Regions from separate parts of the Mus musculus genome. Here region 2 is linked to region 1. A link is a loop called in an ENCODE intact Hi-C map of the cell type or tissue named here. Cell type or tissue: heart. All regions are shown on one strand. Each heading gives the region's core, and the rest is flanking DNA. Links, peaks and the distances in the headings are about the cores only. Region 1 holds the start of Masp2 (mannan-binding lectin serine peptidase 2). Region 2 overlaps Mtor (mechanistic target of rapamycin kinase).

Region 1 (8,000 bases), core at 1-8,000:
TGGGGAGGGGCTAGAGTATACAGGCCGCGGAAGACTAGGGAAGAGAGCTGTCATCTCTGCTGGGTAAAGGCTTTCCACACACAGCTTCTTGGGGTGAAGCAGCCACACCCTTGCCAGTAACCTTCAACTATGAACCTAATAGGTCGTTAGTTCCCCAAGTGAACTTTAGTGGAACCTTGGCCTTTGGACCTCAGGAGAGGTCCAGTCTCCCCACTGGAAAGGAGCTTTAGCAAGAGTAACTGCCCACACATACCCATGGTGTGAGAACAAGAGGATGGCCCATTCCTCCAGAACTGCTGACCCCCTGAGAGTCTCCTTCCCCTCTTGACAGGAAATGCCTGTAAGCCTCAGTGCACGGATTGTACAGGCCCGGTCTCCCCAGCTCCTCACCAGAAGGGAGAAGTCCATCAAGGGCAGGGCAATGCCAGCGTGTCCCTGAAGACAAAGTGGCTGCAGCTCACTTGGGAGACTCTCCCTGAGCCATGAGCATAACCATCTTGGGAGGGGAGAAGCTATTCTGAAGGGGCATTGTGCCCTTCTTTTGACCCAACAATTGAAATAATGGATGCCAAGGCATTAGAACCATCCAGGTATCCTCTGCTGGGGGAAGGCCTCAGCCTAGCGCCTGCCCAAGGAGGAACTTGTCTGCCAGGAATCCATTCCACACAGTTCTGATGGTTCCCGTTCACCTGACAGCTGAGACAGTGGTGGTGGGACCACATTTTGAGCAGTATTGCTTATGTACACAAACCTCTTGATCTCCAGTTAAATCCAAACCCGGGTCAGGACTCTGAAGAGCTCACTAGACCTCTGCTCTTCCCAATGTGGCCACATTGAATAAATCCTTTTTCTCTGCTTTTCACTATTAAGTTGTCTGTATAATTGGCCTATTGAAGACTGGTAGCCGAGACTAACTGTTTTGAGTTCTGACCCTAACAATTTTGGTATAATGAAAAAACAAAAAACAAAAAAAACAGCCCAAAATGTTTATTTTTTGATTTGAGACAGGTTTTTGTGTAGCCCTGGCTGCCCTGGAATTCATCTGTAGACCAGGCTGGTCTGGAACTCAGAAATCTGCCTGCCTCTGCCTCACAAGTGCTGGGATCAAAAGTGTGCACCGCCCACCCCCACCCCTGCCCCGAGATTTCTTTGGCGAGCTGACTCAGCTGTTAGCACTAGCTGCTCTCCCTGGGTTCTCAAGTTCAATTCCCAGTACTTGGTCCCCAGCTGCCTATAACTCCAACTTCAGGAGAGCCAGCGCTCTCTTCTGGGCTCTAAAAGCATTGAACATACATGGCTCAGCACTCAGACAGACAGACAGACAGACACCTAAACAACTGCTGTCCTTGCGGGCCTCCACAGTCCAGTCCAAGTTCAAGCCAAGCCTCCCCATTTCTCAATTTTTACTTATGTAATTGCTGGGATAAAGGTTCCCTCCCTGCAGGGCTCCAGAGCCACAGGCAGGAGAACTAGACAAGTCTGAGGCTAGTCTGGTCTCCACCGTTCAAAGCCAGTCAGGGCTAAATGGAAAGACCCTGTTTTCAAATGAGTCATGTTATCTCCAAATGAGCACCGGTGCCAGGAACCCCAGCTTCTAATTCTGCTTTGGGCTTAGAAGTCACCTGCAAGACATTCCTCCTGCCTGCATCCACCATTCATGGTCCCAAGTGTAGCCAAAGTTTATCTTATGCCTGTTCCGTATCCTTTTGTTCATGAGTTTCCTCAAATTATTCTTTTTTCGCCTCTCCCTGAGTTGGGGGTGGGGGTGGGATCTTAGGCTGTCCACGTCGTCACTGAGACTCTCGCCCACCAGACCTTCCTGGTCCCACTAGGAAGGAAGTGCAGATGGTGGGTGAGAGTAGAATTTTTTTTTACTACCAGGCTGGCTCTCAGAGCCACCGAACCGAACCTTCCTGCCTGGAAGGGAGGCAGGCAGGAGCCATGGGTAGATTCCCAGAATCCTTGGTTTGTGGAGGTGGGGCCTGGTGCTGGACAAACAGATCAAAGGTGATAGGCGCTGGACCTGCAGAGCTAGGTGGCACACCATGAGGTGGGTGGGCGACCCATAGCTTCTGGGGAAGCTGAATGAGTTAGGCCTGGACCCTCATGTCACTCCCCTGCCCACAGGCTACTCATCTTCCTGGGTCTGCTGTGGAGTTTGGTGGCCACACTTCTGGGTTCAAAGTGGCCTGAACCTGTATTCGGGCGCCTGGTGTCCCCTGGCTTCCCAGAGAAGTATGCTGACCATCAAGATCGATCCTGGACACTGACTGCACCCCCTGGCTACCGCCTGCGCCTCTACTTCACCCACTTTGACCTGGAACTCTCTTACCGCTGCGAGTATGACTTTGTCAAGGTATCTGACGGGGTGCTCGGCTGGGGCCTTCTTATGAGGTACAGCAAAGGCTGGGCCTGGTTCTAACCTCCCTCCCTTGACCCCTGACTCCACAGTTGAGCTCAGGGACCAAGGTGCTGGCCACACTGTGTGGGCAGGAGAGTACAGACACTGAGCAGGCACCTGGCAATGACACCTTCTACTCACTGGGTCCCAGCCTAAAGGTCACCTTCCACTCCGACTACTCCAATGAGAAGCCGTTCACAGGGTTTGAGGCCTTCTATGCAGCGGAGGGTGAGCAGTGGTGGGCTCAGGCAGCCCAGATGCAGCTGGGTGGCTGCCTTGTCTTAGCCCCGTCCCCATCTTTGGGTGTCTTGCTTCCCACCTCTCCTTTGGGCTCTGGATTCAGGTCAAACCAACAGGAAAGGCGGGTGGGTTCTGCTGTCACGTGCCACGTGAATGCAGGAACGCAGAGCAGCCATCGGGTTACAAAGGGCTTGCACAGGCTGAAGCCTTCCACTTGACTGTATTCTTTGGTCCCTGAAGGAGAGAGACTGTGTGACCTCAGGCAAGTGGCTCAACCTCTCTGCTCAGAAAGCTTCTACCCGGTTGCCACTGGATTGATGATGGCTCTTCCCTCCTCTGCCCGGGTGACTTAACCTGCCACTGGTTTAGCAACGGTGCTACTTGCAACTCTGGGCCCAGGCCCAGGCGAAGCAACAGGCCTCCTATCAAGTGGGTCAGGGCCACCAAAGCCTGAGCTCTCTGTTCCATCTCTTTCCCTCCTGTCTGCCTGGCCTCTCTCCTTTAGATGTGGATGAATGCAGAGTGTCTCTGGGAGACTCAGTCCCTTGTGACCATTATTGCCACAACTACTTGGGCGGCTACTATTGCTCCTGCAGAGCGGGCTACGTTCTCCACCAGAACAAGCACACGTGCTCAGGTGAGGGGGTAGGGGCATCCCATCTACACCAGGTTATTCCAGCTACCAAAGCAGGAGTTGTTCTGCCCAGGGAGCTGGGCTCTTCTGCTTCCTCCAACACTATTAGCATGTCTAACTCCTCCCACTTTCCCTCCCTCCAATGGTGTACTTTGATCCCGCCCCTACTCTTGGAACCCCTAGTTCCATCAGCCAATTGTCTCTGCCTTCTGGGTGCTTCCTAGGTGGGCTTGGTATCTCTGGATAAGCCGGGCACACCTTAAGCTTCCAGTGTCTACCATAGGACCTCAAAGTAGAGGAGTGTAGGCAGGCTCAGAGCCATGGCTCCCGACCCCAGTGGGTGAACCTTTGGCCTCCTCTACCCTGTCTCTTGATCCTTTGCCCTAGCCCTTCTCTCCTCAGCCTTCCTGATGCTCCCCCACCCCCCATTTCTCTTCCAGAGCAGAGCCTCTAAACCTCCCTCAGCAACAGCCCGCCCACCCCAGTGAGTCAGATACCAGTCAGTACATGCCCACACGATGCTGCTCTGTCAGGCTGGAATGACTGCCAGCTACAGCACCCATTCACCTTAACCATGACAATAATAAACCTGCCTCCGTTTCCACTGTGGCTGTGTGTCTCTTGCCGGGGTTGGGGTGACGGGTTTGGAGGGCAGTAGAGTAACCTCAGTCCCTTCATCTTAGCCCTCCTCCTTGTCAGGAACTCCCTGAGCGCACACACCACACGGAGATCCTCTCACCTCTACTGGGTTCCCTGGGGCTGATCTTAGGACATTTTAGCTAGTTCTTATTTATAGGTCAATGCAGGTCTTTGTTCCCTGTCCCGGGGAGCTTGATTCAAAACAGAGACCAAAGGGGGTGTTACTGGGGGATCAGGCTAGCCACCCTGCATCCAGGGATGTCCTCTCTGCTGGTATGGAGCCACCTTCCAAAAGGAGGGCAGTACCGAGAGCCTTAGCTTCCTACAGGCCTTCTTCCCAGCCTGTCCCCATCATGAGCAGGCGGGCAGGGAACAGAACTGGAGCCTGATCTCCACAGGGCACCTGGCAGCCCAAAAGAGGAAAGCAGACTGTGTACATACTGGTAACCAACTTCCCTAGACCAGGGCCACTTCTAAGGGAAAGGCCTGTTCAGCTTGTTACCTGGGATCAAGGGCTCTGGGCTGGTCCCTGCCAGATATGGGTGGAAGCCCCCTTGTGGCCTCACTTGGGAACTGCTGAGCTGGGCACTGAGTGATATGAGAGCAGAAGAAACCCTTAGTTCAAGGGGCCTCCTCTGTCCTTTTCCTGGAGTCATAGGGACCTTGGGAAGGTGGCCTGCCTCCTATTTCCAGGGCCCCCCTCCCTCTGGCTTTGCTCTCCACCTCTTTGTGACTCTGAATCATCAGATAAACTATCACATCACGCTTTAGCCAAAGCCTGAGGAGAATGGAGCCCCCTTCCCCACTGCCATTCATCATCGTTTGGTGTGGGAGATGGGGTACTCTCCTGCCTCTGCAGATTATCAAGTGCAGGGTCTTGACCAAGCCCAGGATCTAGATGTCGCAGGCATTCTCTATCCTCCAGTATCCCTCCAGGAGCAGAGCCTTTTTTGTTTTTTTTTTTTTAAGACAGGGTTTCTCTGTGTAGCCCTGGCTGTCCTGGAACTCACTCTGTAGACCAGGCTGGCCTCAAACTCAGAAATCCGCCTGCCTCTGCCTCCCAAGTGCTGGGATTAAAGGCATGCGCCACCACGCCCGGCCCTATCCAATCTTCTTTCTTCCCAGCCCTTTGTTCAGGCCAGGTGTTCACAGGAAGATCTGGGTATCTCAGTAGCCCTGAGTACCCACAGCCATACCCCAAGCTCTCCAGCTGCACCTACAGCATCCGCCTGGAGGACGGCTTCAGTGTCATCCTGGACTTCGTGGAGTCCTTCGATGTGGAGACGCACCCTGAAGCCCAGTGCCCCTATGACTCCCTCAAGGTCTGGCTCTTGCATCCTTGTCACAGCTCTTTTCCCTCCCCCATCTTTCAACACTGCGCCTATGGCTGTTCTCCAGTGAATCTTAATCAACCTTTCTTTGCGGGGCTGGGGGTAGGTCTAAGCCAGGCTGTGGCTTCAGCATTAAGACATCCCACCTTTTGTTCCCAGCCTGCCCAAGCCAGTTCAAGTTACTTTGCTTCCATCTAACTGGGGCTAGAACCCTGCAGCAGGTCCCTGGGGTTCTTTATTCAGATTCAAACAGACAAGGGGGAACACGGCCCATTTTGTGGGAAGACGCTGCCTCCCAGGATTGAAACTGACAGCCACAAGGTGACCATCACCTTTGCCACTGACGAGTCGGGGAACCACACAGGCTGGAAGATACACTACACAAGCACAGGTGAGCGAATGGCCTGCCCCCAGATGCAGGCAGCAAAAGAAAGTGTCCCTTATGCAGCATCAGCAAGCTACAAAGCATTGGACTCCTCTATCGCAGGCCAGGGAAGGGAGCCCTGCTTGAGGACGGTGGTCTGTCAAGTGATGGCCCTTGATCAGAAAACAGCAACAGACAGACTACCCTTCCCCCTCGCACCCCATACTCAGCCAGCCATTTACCTAAGCAACCCCCTCTTTGCTCAACTCTGGTGTTCTGAGTTAGGGTCTATCTTTTGTTCTATAGCGGTAGCTGGCCTTAAGCTCTGATCGCCCTGCCTCAGCACAGGTCCATGCTCCCTCTGTACCACCCCCCTCAGCACCCACCGGCCCGGCCCAGACAGCTATTTACCTGCCCGTCTTTACTCTTCATAGAGATGTACTAACAGGGGTGAAGCCCAGTGGCAGTGAGCCTGTCCAGCATGCACAGGCTCTGTGCTCAAGTTCACATTATTTAAAAAAAAAAAAAAAAAAAGTGTGCCAAAAGTACTAAATGCAGAGAGGGGCCAGGGTCCCCAACAACACCTGCTCCCAATCCAGAGGAGAAATGTGATGTCATTGTGGCACAGCCTTTGAGGGGTGGGGACGGGACAGGGCAGTGGTGTTTCAAGACAGGGTTTCTCTGTATAACAGCCCTGGCTGTCCTTGAACACACAAACTCAGAGGTCCACCTGCTTTTGCCTCCCAAGTACTGGGATCAAAGGTGTATGCCACCATACCTGGCTCTTGGTTTTCATACCTGGCTCTTGGTTTTCTTTTTTTTTTTTTCTCTCCTAAGACAGGGTTTCTCTGTGTAGCCCTGGCTGTCCTGGAACTCACTCTGTAGACCAGGCTGGCCTCGAACTCAGAAATCCGCCTGCCTCTGCCTCCCAAGTGCTGGGATTAAAGGTGTGCCCCACTACTGCCCAGCCTGGCACATGATTTTAATCCCAGCACTCAGGAGGCAGAGGCAGGCAGAACTCTGTGAGTTCTAGACCAGCCTGGTCTACAGCTCAGTTTCCAGGACAGTTAAGAATACACCATAAAACGGTGTCTCAAAAGACCAAAATAGTCTGTATGCCATGTGTGTACAAATGCCAAGGACATCTGAAGGGTCAGACCCCCTGAGGCTGGAGTTATAAGTGGATGTAAGCACTGATGTGGGTGCTGGGACCCCACCTGGAGTCCTCTGGAAAGCAGTGTTCTTACCTGTTGTACCATGTCTACATCTCCAAATCTAGTTTACCTACCTACCTGTAGCTGAGTCATGGACAAAGAAATGGCCGGGCAGTGGTGACACACTCCTTTAATCCCAGCACTTGGGAGGCAGAGGCAGGCGAAGAATTTCTGAGTTCGAGGACAGCCTGGACTACAGAGTAGTTCCAGGACAGCCAGGGCTACACAAAGAAACCCTGTCTCAAAAACCAAAAAAAAAAAAAAAAAGTCTTGCTGTCCTGTACTCACTTTGTTTGTTGATCAGGCTGGCCTTGAACTCAGAGAGATCCACCTGTCTCTGCCTCCTGAGTGCTAGGAATAAAAGTGTGTGCCACCACACCCAGCAAGACACAAGTCTTGATTTGTGTGCAAGTAATTCAGCTTAAATTTTGCCTTTGGTGTGAAGTGTTTGGATGACCACCACACGTGAGGCAGGCTCTCTATGCCTCTTGTTTCCTTTATAAACTGAAAATGCAGATTGCTGACTTCAGGTTTGGCTGTTACAGACATAAACAATAAACCTGTTTCCCTTGCACAGCACGGCCCTGCCCTGATCCAACGGCGCCACCTAATGGCAGCATTTCACCTGTGCAAGCCATATATGTCCTGAAGGACAGGTTTTCTGTCTTCTGCAAGACAGGCTTCGAGCTTCTGCAAGTGAGTTACTAAAAAAATGCTAATGATCAAGATGGCTTTGGGATGAGAGATGAAAACAGGAAGTACCTATTCAGAAAATCAAAGTAGTACATTTGCAGAAAACAATGAAGGATGACAGGAGACTTGTGTGGTGGTGGGGGTCCTGTCTGTACAGTCACTGTCTTCAGACACACCAGAAGAGGCATCCGATCCCATTATAGATGGTTGTGAGCACACCCCACAGCCGTCTGCCCTAACCACTCTTGTAGGCTAGTCATTACAGAGAACTTCCGATCATTTGCACACTGCAGCAGCTCTGTAAAGTGGCTGAAACAACAGAACAGAGTGAGCTCGCCCTGCCCCACAAGCTCTGCATAGCTCTTCCTGTAAAATTAAGTCCTCCCTGGTCAGTGGATAGCTTTCCCCTGGAACAACTCCTGAGCCCACAAAGGTTAGACCTGGAAAGAATGCATTCTGCAAAGTTATAAATAGTGCTCACTGT
Region 2 (10,014 bases), core at 1,030-9,029, 110 kb before region 1:
GGCACACGCTCTGAATGTGACAGACCTGGTCACATTGGTTCTGGAGAGTCCAGCACCAGCAGGTGGCCTTTCCCACACTGTGCTATGTTCTTGGGGCCACCACTTTTGCTTTATGTATTTTAATGAAACATCACTGCTTTGCTTATGTTCTGGGAGAGCTTTATCATAGTAGGTATGAATTTACTAATCAGAGCAGAATGGTGGTGACATAGGTTGCCATGGTTGCGCCTCACAACTGGCCCTTAAATTTGATGGTTTCTCATTGTCACCTATGGTATCACAGGCCTGGGGAGCTGCCAGAAGGGTCTCCAAGGACGACTGGCTGGAGTGGCTGAGGCGCTTGAGTCTGGAGCTTCTGAAGGACTCCTCATCGCCCTCCCTGCGCTCATGCTGGGCCCTGGCGCAGGCCTACAACCCCATGGCCAGGTACGGTACGGCACGCAGAGCTCCGACCTGGCTCTCTTCCCTTTGCTCAAGGCTCCTCCCCAACCCCACAGTGGACATTTATTGTTTATAGTGAGGCATAAAATGGTAATTTAATTAATGGGCAGCCATTTTTATTAACAGACATTACAAGCAAGGTATTTTATGTCAGTTTCATCAGCACAGCTGGCTTGCTGTGTATTGAGCAGTAGTCGTGGGCTCCAAGATTACAGTTTGTCATGATTTGCTTCCTCTAATTTATCTCAAGTTGTTTGTTTGTGTCTTTAATATTTAAAGTGCCGCGTCTAGAAGTTCTCTAGTGTATCTGTCTGTGGTGTAGGCTCACACATGCCTCGCTGATCGTCTGTGTCACCTTCTACCCAGGTCACCTCTGAGCACAATGCCATGTCCAGAGAAACTGTGGCCATTTATTAATAACTTAGTCCCAAATGTAAACACTGGAGATCCACTGTCACATCTGGATAGATAAGGAAAGCTTATTTTTCTTTTTTTTTTTTAAAGATTTATTTATTTATTATATGTAAGTACACTGTAGCTGTCTTCAGACATTCCGGAAGAGGGAGTCAGATCTTGTTACAGATGGCTGTGAGCCACCATGTGGGTGCTGGGATTTGAACTCTGGACCTTTGGAAGAACAGTCGGGTGCTCTTACCCACTGAGCCATCTCACCAGCCCCTTATTTTTCATTTACACTAGACTTGTCAGTCTGATTAGAATTTCAAATTTTGGGTGGTTTTCTTTTTTCCTATCAAATTCCAAAATTATACTCGTTCTAACTTAACCTTGAAATGTGTAATGGCGATTGAAGAAGCATAGTTCTAAACCCATCACTGCAGGGACGTGTTACACTGTCCTCTCCTCTGCCACCACAGGCCACAGAGCCTAGAAAAGTAGAGTGGAAGGTGGGGCTAGGGGGTGGGAGAGTTCATCCATGTGACACTGTGGCGATTTCAAGTTGGTGGTACTGCCTTGGAAGTAGCTAGCTCTTTTGGTGTTGGAGGCTGGCCAGAGCCTCGCATACCTTCGTGTTTATTTTCTGCTGGTGCCTTGAGCGTGTAGCCTTCTCTTACGTAGTCATCAGTGTAGCAGATGCTGCCTTGGCCGTTTTTGATCTTAAGAATTTGGACATTGTCCAGGAAATGTTCCAAGGATCACATAAGGACTGCTACTTCCTCAGTCTGTTCACTTAGAAGTTCTCTTTCTGTTCATCCCAGTGAAGAGAAACAAGGCAGAAACTGCCAGGAAACATCACTGTGAAGACAAGTTTGTTTGCGTGTTCTCTTCCCCACCCCACTCTCCCACAGTTCCCTGTATATCATGTCTATACCTGCCCTAAAAGAGAGAGTTGTCATTGCTTGGCTTGATGATGATGTGGGCCTAAAAAGCACAGCAGTTGGGAGGTTGAAGCAGGAGAATTGCTGTGAGTTTGAAACAGTGTTGGCCACAGTGTGAGACCTTGCTCAAACAAACAAAAAGATTGGTCGTCAGTAGGCACACGTGCTGCTTTTACTTTAAAGTTCCCGACCTTGTTCAGGTCAGGTGTTTCGTTCCTCTGCCTCTTGAGGAAGGTTTAGGTACCATCCAACAGGTTCTGTCCGACAGCATTGCTCTTGCAACCAAACTGCAGTGCCAGAAACGGGTTGATGGTGCTGGTGGCACCCAGCAGAGGTGCATCCTTGTCTGTCCCTGTGCTTACAGGGATCTCTTCAATGCTGCCTTTGTGTCCTGCTGGTCTGAGCTGAATGAAGACCAGCAAGATGAGCTCATCAGGAGTATTGAGTTGGCTCTCACTTCTCAAGACATTGCTGAAGTCACACAAACCCTCCTGAACTTGGCTGAGTTCATGGAACACAGTGACAAGGTGAGACTCTGCCCCCCTTGTCCCGACGGACAGTGATAGGAAACTGGCTGGCAGAAGGGGAGCAGCCACACAGCCTCCTCTTGTGTGTGCCCAGCTACTGTATTTCTGTGCTTTACTCTGTAGGGCCCCCTGCCGCTGAGAGATGACAATGGCATCGTGCTCCTGGGTGAGAGAGCTGCCAAGTGCCGGGCATATGCCAAAGCACTGCACTACAAAGAACTGGAGTTCCAGAAAGGGCCCACGCCTGCCATACTTGAGTCCCTCATCAGGTAGGCCATGGACACTTGTTATCATCTCCCATTGCTTGTCCCGTTCACTGGGGTCAGGTGGAGAACTCAGCTGTGTGAAAGCTGCCCCTGGGTCTGGCTGGCACATTAAATCCATGGTCCAGATGGCACTCTGATGGTACTGCCAGCACTTAAGCCACGCCTGTCATGTCTGTCCGTCCTCACCACCTTCACTCCGTTGATTCCCAGTCTGTGTTTTTTGTCCCAGTGAAGTCAGTGGGACGCAGCTCTGACCACAGCACAGGGCGTCTAAGTTAGGCGAGGCTTCTGAGCAGGATTAGGCCACCCTGGTTCCTGGCTTCGGGGGCCACCCAGAGTCAGGGTCAGGTCTACAGAGCATGTCTTTCAGTTGCCCACTCTTCCTTCTTTGGAGTTGTGAGTATAAAGCGTAAAGTCCGAGATGCGGTGATCTTTTCCTCCATTTCCCTGATTGTCCTCTCCTCCCTCCTCCCTTAAGATGGTTTTGAGTCTTCTGGGTCTGGAAAAGGAAGTTGTTTAATAAATTGTGTGCTTTTAGGAATTACAAGCAACCGGAAACATTAGCACCAGCTCCTAGAGAGCTGCTCACTTCCCCTAATGAGCCTGGAGAATGTTAACTCTGGAATCTAATCATCTCCATGGAGATCCTAACGTGGTTCATCATTTAACTGTAGAGAGCTCAGGAAAAATCAACAGCTGATAAGTTTCTGGGCGGGAGGGCAGACAGAGCCTGCCGAGCAGAGTGCTTCAGCAGCCGAGCCCAGTGTTCATTCTCCCTGTGGCAGGATCTGAAAGGTCGAAGTGGAATCCTGCTTCTGCCTAGATCCACCGGCACAGAGAATGATGACCTCTGAGGTGCGCTATGGGAACAGTTACAGATGTGCCATCCCTTGAGGCCTGCTTCAGAATAGGAAACACAAAAACTTGTGTCTCTCCCTGTGCCTCCTCTCCCTTGCACAGCTTCATGTGATAGCTGACAGAACGGAGGCTGCTGCTGGGGCGTGTGAGCTCAGACTGCTTTGTCTATTGGGTCCTCACTGACTTTTCTGACCTGTTTGCAGCTCTCCCATCCCACCCTTGACTTTTTCTCATATTTGAGATAATCATACAAACATTGAAGCTGATGCAGTTTTTAGCAGAAAGATGTCGTAAGAATAGAATGGTTGAATAGATTGTTGGTTTGATGGGATACATTTTGTTTTGTTTTTTATTTGTAAGTTCAGTTCTTAGGGAATCATGTGCCTTAAGCTATGCAAGCCTGTTCAGCTGATGGAGCTCAGTCCCCTTCCGTCTGCCCCTTAGGCGCCTCCTGAGCCTCTTAGCCCCTTCTTTGCCTTCACCTGCAGCATTCCCTGCCAGTGACAGTTGGCTTGCACTGAGTGCCATCTTTACTAGGGCAGGTTGTTTTATTGCTTCTGGAAGGTGTTGGATCTTTTTTTGGTTATTTCATTTCTTCCTATGTAGCACAGAATGAACTTAGAATGCTCTTGCCTCAATTCTATGATTATAGATATGCCTCCATACCCAGCTTGCTGAGAAAGTTGTAAGGGAAAGTCTTGGGCAAAGCTGATGTCGGGAAGCTGCCCCAGAGTCCCCGCAGAGTTAGAGAGGAGAGGTCTCTGGCTCTTCTCGGGGTCTTGCCACTTTGAGTTGTGTGCCGGCTGTGTGCTCCTGAGGACGTGCCTCTCAAGTCACTGCCTGAGTACCTGCCCCTCTCCCCAGCAAGCTGAAGGGTAACACCCTTCTCTCACATACATAGGTTGATTTTTTTCCTACTTATATTCCCCTTGTTAATTTACTTATTCTCAGAGCTTACAGTGATACACACACTTACTTTAACCAGTTTTCTCTTGGTTTTGTTTTTAAAAAGCAAATTGCCTTTTTAGCCAGATGTGCTGATGCACACCTGTAATCTCAGGACTCAAGAGGCCGATATGGGAGGATTTTCTGCTTTGTTTCAGTCTGTTTCCTATGTGTTGGATTTCTTACCAGTCTGAGGGCAAATTAAATCCTACATGTAATCTCCGAGCTGGGTCACTGTTGAGACAATTTAAGCTCCTTGAAGCTCACATAGATGAGAAGTGTCATCACTTCTCAGGGGACAGTGGATTAGAAGGAATTGGACTCTAAGGAGCATAGCATAACAGCTGTGGGACTCGCCTTAGTTATCCAGCACTCAAGGGCAGAGTCTGTTGGTCTACCTTTGGTGGTGGTGGTGGTGGTGGTGGTGGTGGTGGTGGTGGTTTTCAGACAGGATCTCTTTGTGTAGACCAGGCTGGCCTCAGCAGAGATCTGCTAGCCTCTTGCACCCAAGCACTGGGATTAAAGAGGTGCACCACAGTGCCCAGCCTTGTCCTTGCTCAGTACAATAGAGGAGCTCAGCTAAGCTCTGTGCTCTCTGCCCTGCTCTAAGGTCTGCATAGTGAAAAGCAGGGACTGGTGCTCACTGGGCAGATCTTCTTGTCAGACTGATTGTGAGCATCCTCTGGATGTAACTCCTGTTCTGTGTAACTCCTGTTCGTTTCTAGAAGACCCCGTCAGAACAAAATGCCCTTTGTCTCAGCAACGCCCAACTCTGCTTCTGGTTCCTGGTGGTTCTGTCTTCTCTCTGGGGAGAGGCTGTGGGGCGCCATGCTTGGTGTCCACCCATCAGCCAGTATGTGCTTGGGAAATGGAGGAGCTAGGAGTGCCTTGTCCATTCTCCACACCCCAACCCCGGCCCCTTGCCATCTCTGAGAAGGTTTCATTATGGGGATCACACTAAATGAAAGGAGAATTATCAGCTTTTCTGAGTGGGCGCCTTCCTCTGCACCCGCCTGTGCAGCCTGTCCCCATCCTCCTTGCCTTGTGGTTCTGGGCACTGCCTTCTCCTGCCTCCTGCCTGCCTGGGGAAGGTTGTGCTTGAATAGCTCTCCCCTGGGAATCCTACCTCATGCAGCTTCTTTGCTCACTTTTGTCTTTGAAAATCCCCAAGGTTAGTGCTCATGAGGGGAAGGAGATTCCTGGCGTCACAGAAGTTAAGTGGGAGTCATGGCTTATCTTGTACTGACTTCCTCTAGAGGGCGGTCCTTTGTGTAAAGGGCAGAACCGCTGGACATCCCGATGGTGAAGGGAGGAAGCAGGAACATCTCTCTGTAAAGTGTCCTGAGAGCGCATTGGTGTGGGGCTGTCAGTGCCGGGCTCTGCTCCTGCTGTGCAGTGGCTTCTGCCCTTTCCACTCCTCTCCCTCTGCCTCCCCCCAACCCCGCTGCCCTTTCCCCCCCTTTCCTCTTCCCAGTTTTTAGGATGTGTGTGGGGGGAGTGTCCTGCTTCTTTGGTTTCCTTGAACAAACTCCAGGGTCACCGCTCATTCTGACTTCTCACCTGCAGTTTTCACCCCGCTCTCAGTGGTAATAATAAGAATTTAAAAGAAAATCATCAAATTTTGATAGTATTTATTGTAATAGAAAAAGATATTTTGAAAAATAGGAATTGTAAATGAGGAAAATACCTAATAAAAAGTAAAAAAAGAAAAATAGGAATTACAATATTTTATTTTTACAAGGAAGATGCTTCTATATACATCACAAGTTTTAAACCACAGCGCCATCTACCTTCATTTTCCAAGCATTTTTATTAAAGGGGATCTTTTGGTTTTTGACTGAGGATGTTTGAAGGCAGTATTGTGATCACCCAGAGTCTGTGCTCACCTCCGGCTGGTGTTCTCGCCACGTCAGACCCGCAGCATGTTGTCCAGTGCTCCTCTCTCCCCCAGGACTCTGACAACAAGGCCCCCCCGGAGACACCTGGGCAGCTGCTCTCTATCTCCATGTTTTTTGTGTCTTAAAAATTATATATACTGGGTATGGTGGTACATGCCTTTAATCCCTGTACTTGGGAGGCAGAAGCAGGTAGATCTCTGTGAGTTCAAGGTCAGCCTGGTCTACATAGTGAGTTCCAGGACAGAAAGAGCTGTGTAGAGAGACCCTGTCTCAAAAAGAAAAACAAAACAAATACTATAGACACAAGGAAGTGTCGCGGGGTAAGACTTGGAAGCCCCTTCTCCACCACCTGCTTTCTTTCATTTCTCACAGCCTCTCCGCTGAGAATCACACCAGGTTTTTATTTGTTCTTTTCCCTCGTGTCATCTAAGCCTCAGTTAGGGAAAATGGGTTAAGTGACCTCAGGGTTACCGTTGTCCATGAGTTCTCCCGTGAGGCACCGTGGCAGGCCCCACTGGGTCCGCCTGGCTCCATCTGCTAGTGTGCACTGTTGGCACGTGTGGTTCTATTGTGTGTGTGTGCTCACACAGGTAAAGTTATATTGTGCTCCTGGATGATAAACTGTTCCCTCCTACCCTGTGTCCACCTCCTCCTCCCATGCTGTTCTCCCTCCTCAGTGTCTGCCTTCTCTCAGGGCTTGAAGGCTTCTGGGCGGATCTTCATTTCCACACGTTTGAGGGAATAGTTGGCTCCATGCCAGCCATACCAGCTGATGCCATCCATGTGCTTTCGGTGCTCGCCAAGGCGGTAGTACACCCCATTGAGGTTGGAGTCTGTGCAGCAGTTGTACCAGTAGCCACCTGGCATGAGAGACAGATGAGGCTAGTAGGCTGGGGACGTCCTCCCTAGACTAGGGCTGATGGGTGGCCTTAAAGCGAAGGGGACAGCACGGCCAGAGCAGCAGCAACAGATCTGTAGCTCACTGCTGTCCTTAGTGGGCCCAGCCCTCCCTGCCGCCCAGGTCTCACCTTTTCGGAGCTGTGCGCACTTGTCCAAGCAGTTGTCGTTGTCCTTGTCCTTGGTGCTGAAGACGGTGTTGTTATGGTAGAGGAGGGCGTCCTTCCCCACGTTGCCACTGTAGTTCCCCAGGAAGAGGCGGTAGCTGTTCAGTTCATTGCCCAACGCAAAGTAGCTATACTCTGCGTAGCGTGCATTGCCCTCCCAGTCCTGAAAAGGAGGAGCAGAGCATTAGGGAAACCATAAAGGATTCGTTTCTGCAGACCTCGGTCCCTTCCTCTCTCATGAGCGCCACGGCTAAACATTTCTTCAGAGGTGGAACTCTGGTAAGACTATTGCAGGTTGCCATGTTAGCTAGCAGTCAGCAAACGAAGGTCTGAGAGCAAACTTGGGTCTGGTCTCACCGTATGGCCTGGATTGCTTGTCTGCAACCCTTCATGTCTGTCTGAAGGGGCAGATGTGTGGTTTGTGTTAAATCTCATCCTGAGATGCGGTAGGAGTAAGTGAGGACATCATGCTTGAAGCCATCTAAAGGGGCCACCACACAGCATCACTGTGGCTTGTACTTAACAAGATCCCAGAGCAAAGGAGATGGTGTTTTCTTTCCATCCCAGTAACTATGCATTTACCCTGTTCTGCCCTGGGTCTTCCTGGACCTCGCTTGGAGACAGAAAAACAGAAAGCTTTCAGGAGCATTGCTGCACTGACTGAGCACACCTAGAGTGAGTAGACTGTGGTGATGCCTATGAACCATGTGTGCAGTGGGCCTGGGCCAGACGGGGCCTTGCAGCTCGAGCTTACCTCCAGCTCCACACGAAGCCGGCTTGGCTGCCTGGTGAGCCGGTGGATATGTTCATTCCCCAGCCAGAAGTCACCTCGGATGCTGCCAAACCCTTGCTTATACTGTCTCCAGTCTTGGTAGAAGGAGACAAGGCCACTCTTACGTCTCTGGATGATGGTCCAGCCTCCTCCTGAAGTTTCCATGTCACAGAACACCTGAAGCAGAGAGGACCCTCTGGGCAGGCGCAAGGGCAGGGGCAGGAGCTTAAGGACAGACTTCCCAAGCTGTGTGCTGTATCTATCTAGTGAGTCAGTGATCCTTGTGCTCTCTGCATTCTCTAGCAGAAACACTGCCCCCAACGTGGAGGCGGGGGCACGGTGGTGGCTAGCTTGGGAACGAGTGTCAGTGGGGCATGGCGGGCAGGCAGTGTGAACACAATGTAAATGGGAAAATCAGGTACTTCCACGTGTCTCCTTCTAGTGTCTTCCCTCCTCCTAGAGAGAGCTGATCTCGTTCTGTGTCGGGAAGAACTAGGACAGCTGATTCTGCAGACAGTAGCGGGCTGGAGTGGAGGGAGGGGCCCGTAAACTGAGCATTCTCACAGTCCATCATGGGGTACATTTGATTCTTGAACTTCCCTTTCCATAGACCAGAAGAAGTCCTGTTATCCATGTACCTTTCAGGGCTGGAGGACAAAGGGTAGGGCAGGGCAGTAGTGACCTCACCTCTAGCTCAGGGCTCCCCAGGAACTCGTCAGGAGGAAGCTTGTACACTCCAGAGATTCGGTAGTTCTTCTGGTACAGGGAAGAACAGTCATAGATGGCATCTGTGAGGGACGCAGAGTAAACAGAGATTTGGGCCTTGAGGTTGGTCAGACATGCCTGGTGCATCTGAGCTGGATTAAAAACCAAGACTTGATTTGTACCTCAGCGTGCCCGTGGGTAGTTCCCCTGGGGTACCGATGTCGAGAAGTGGGCATCAGGGCTGAGAGGCCTGCTCAGGCCGCCTTGGTTATGGGGCAGTAGAGTAAGGGGATTCTTAACCTGTGCCAAGGGACCGTTAAGCAGGAAGCTTCGGGCTAAGTCTAAGTAAGACATCCTGCTGAAGTGCCAGGCTGTGAATTCCAGAAACAATAATGGTATGGTCTGCGAAGGGCACGTGGCAGCTGCCCTGAGAGAAGCTTCAGGCTTGAGCTAGAGGCAAACTCCAGAGTATTTCAGGGAGTTTGGTTTTATGTTGTTTCTCAGCTACCAGCCAACAGGTACTCAGATTAAGGGAGACAGATTGGAAATCTTCTCCCTCCCCAGTCTCACATCACTAGATGCTCAAATGAAAACCAGCAGCACTTGAGACTGTTCCTAAAACTTTGATAAATCAAGGAAGTGGGGCTGGCGAGATGGCTCAGCGAGTAAGAGCACTGACTGCTCTTCCGAAGGTCCTGAGTTCAAATCCCAGCAACCACATGGTAGCTCACAACCACCCATAATAAGATCTGACTCCCTCTTCTGGTGCATCTGAAGACAGCAACAGTGTACTTATGTATAATAATAAATAATTCTTTTTAAAAAATCCAGGAAGTGAAGTTTCCCCACTTCCCCTTGGGCTTGATCTGAAAGCTTCCATGGCCGCCTTGAGGCTCTGTCCTGGGGCTTCAAAGAAGCAGCTGTTTTTAGCAGACTCTGTGGCTGTTGCCCCAAGACACTTCTGCATGTCTTGAGACTTTTTCCTTGGTGCCCCTTGGCTGGAGACTTAGGGAGCATAGATGAAAGTGGGAGATGCCAAAGTGCCTATTTCCTCTGCAGAGCGTGCTGGGGGGGGGGGGGGGGGGGAGGAATGAGGATACCTGCCCTTCCTCCCAGCCGACTTCTAGGAGCAAGAAGTGGTACAGTCAGCCCTGCGTGCATCTGGCCTGGCCAACATGACCAGTTCCATCTCACAGAACAA

The links. A loop is a pair of places that touch in the nucleus more often than their neighbours do. Peaks named below come from ENCODE experiments on the same cell type or tissue, not always from the same donor. Only the 100,000 strongest peaks of a DNase experiment are listed, where the experiment ranks them.
Region 2: a loop joins it to region 1, with 2.8 times the contacts of the local background. A loop is called at or near these places in 4 of 42 quality-filtered maps.

What each region holds. Positions count from the first base shown.
Region 1 is chr4:148,600,541-148,608,540 of GRCm38, forward strand. Masp2 (mannan-binding lectin serine peptidase 2) reads left to right here and starts at 2,004. Exons shown (of 11, transcript NM_001003893.2): 1 at 2,004-2,050; 2 at 2,128-2,356; 3 at 2,452-2,629; 4 at 3,147-3,278; 5 at 5,040-5,236; 6 at 5,489-5,636; 7 at 7,401-7,519. The coding sequence starts at 2,046. In heart, for the core only: CTCF peaks have their summits at 4,469 (motif pointing left) and 7,431 (motif pointing left); DNase peaks (open chromatin) are centred at 2,381, 4,201 and 4,351.
Region 2 is chr4:148,489,193-148,499,206 of GRCm38, forward strand. It overlaps Mtor (mechanistic target of rapamycin kinase), which reads left to right. Exons shown (of 58, transcript NM_020009.2): 26 at 284-426; 27 at 2,143-2,305; 28 at 2,429-2,574. It overlaps Angptl7 (angiopoietin-like 7), which reads right to left. Exons shown (of 5, transcript NM_001039554.3): 2 at 8,796-8,896; 3 at 8,091-8,285; 4 at 7,301-7,499; 5 at 6,088-7,132. The coding sequence ends at 6,963. Among named protein-coding and RNA genes, the nearest start is that of Angptl7, 6.3 kb to the right of the region's middle. In heart, for the core only: CTCF peaks have their summits at 2,445 and 5,608 (motif pointing right); DNase peaks (open chromatin) are centred at 1,469 and 2,367.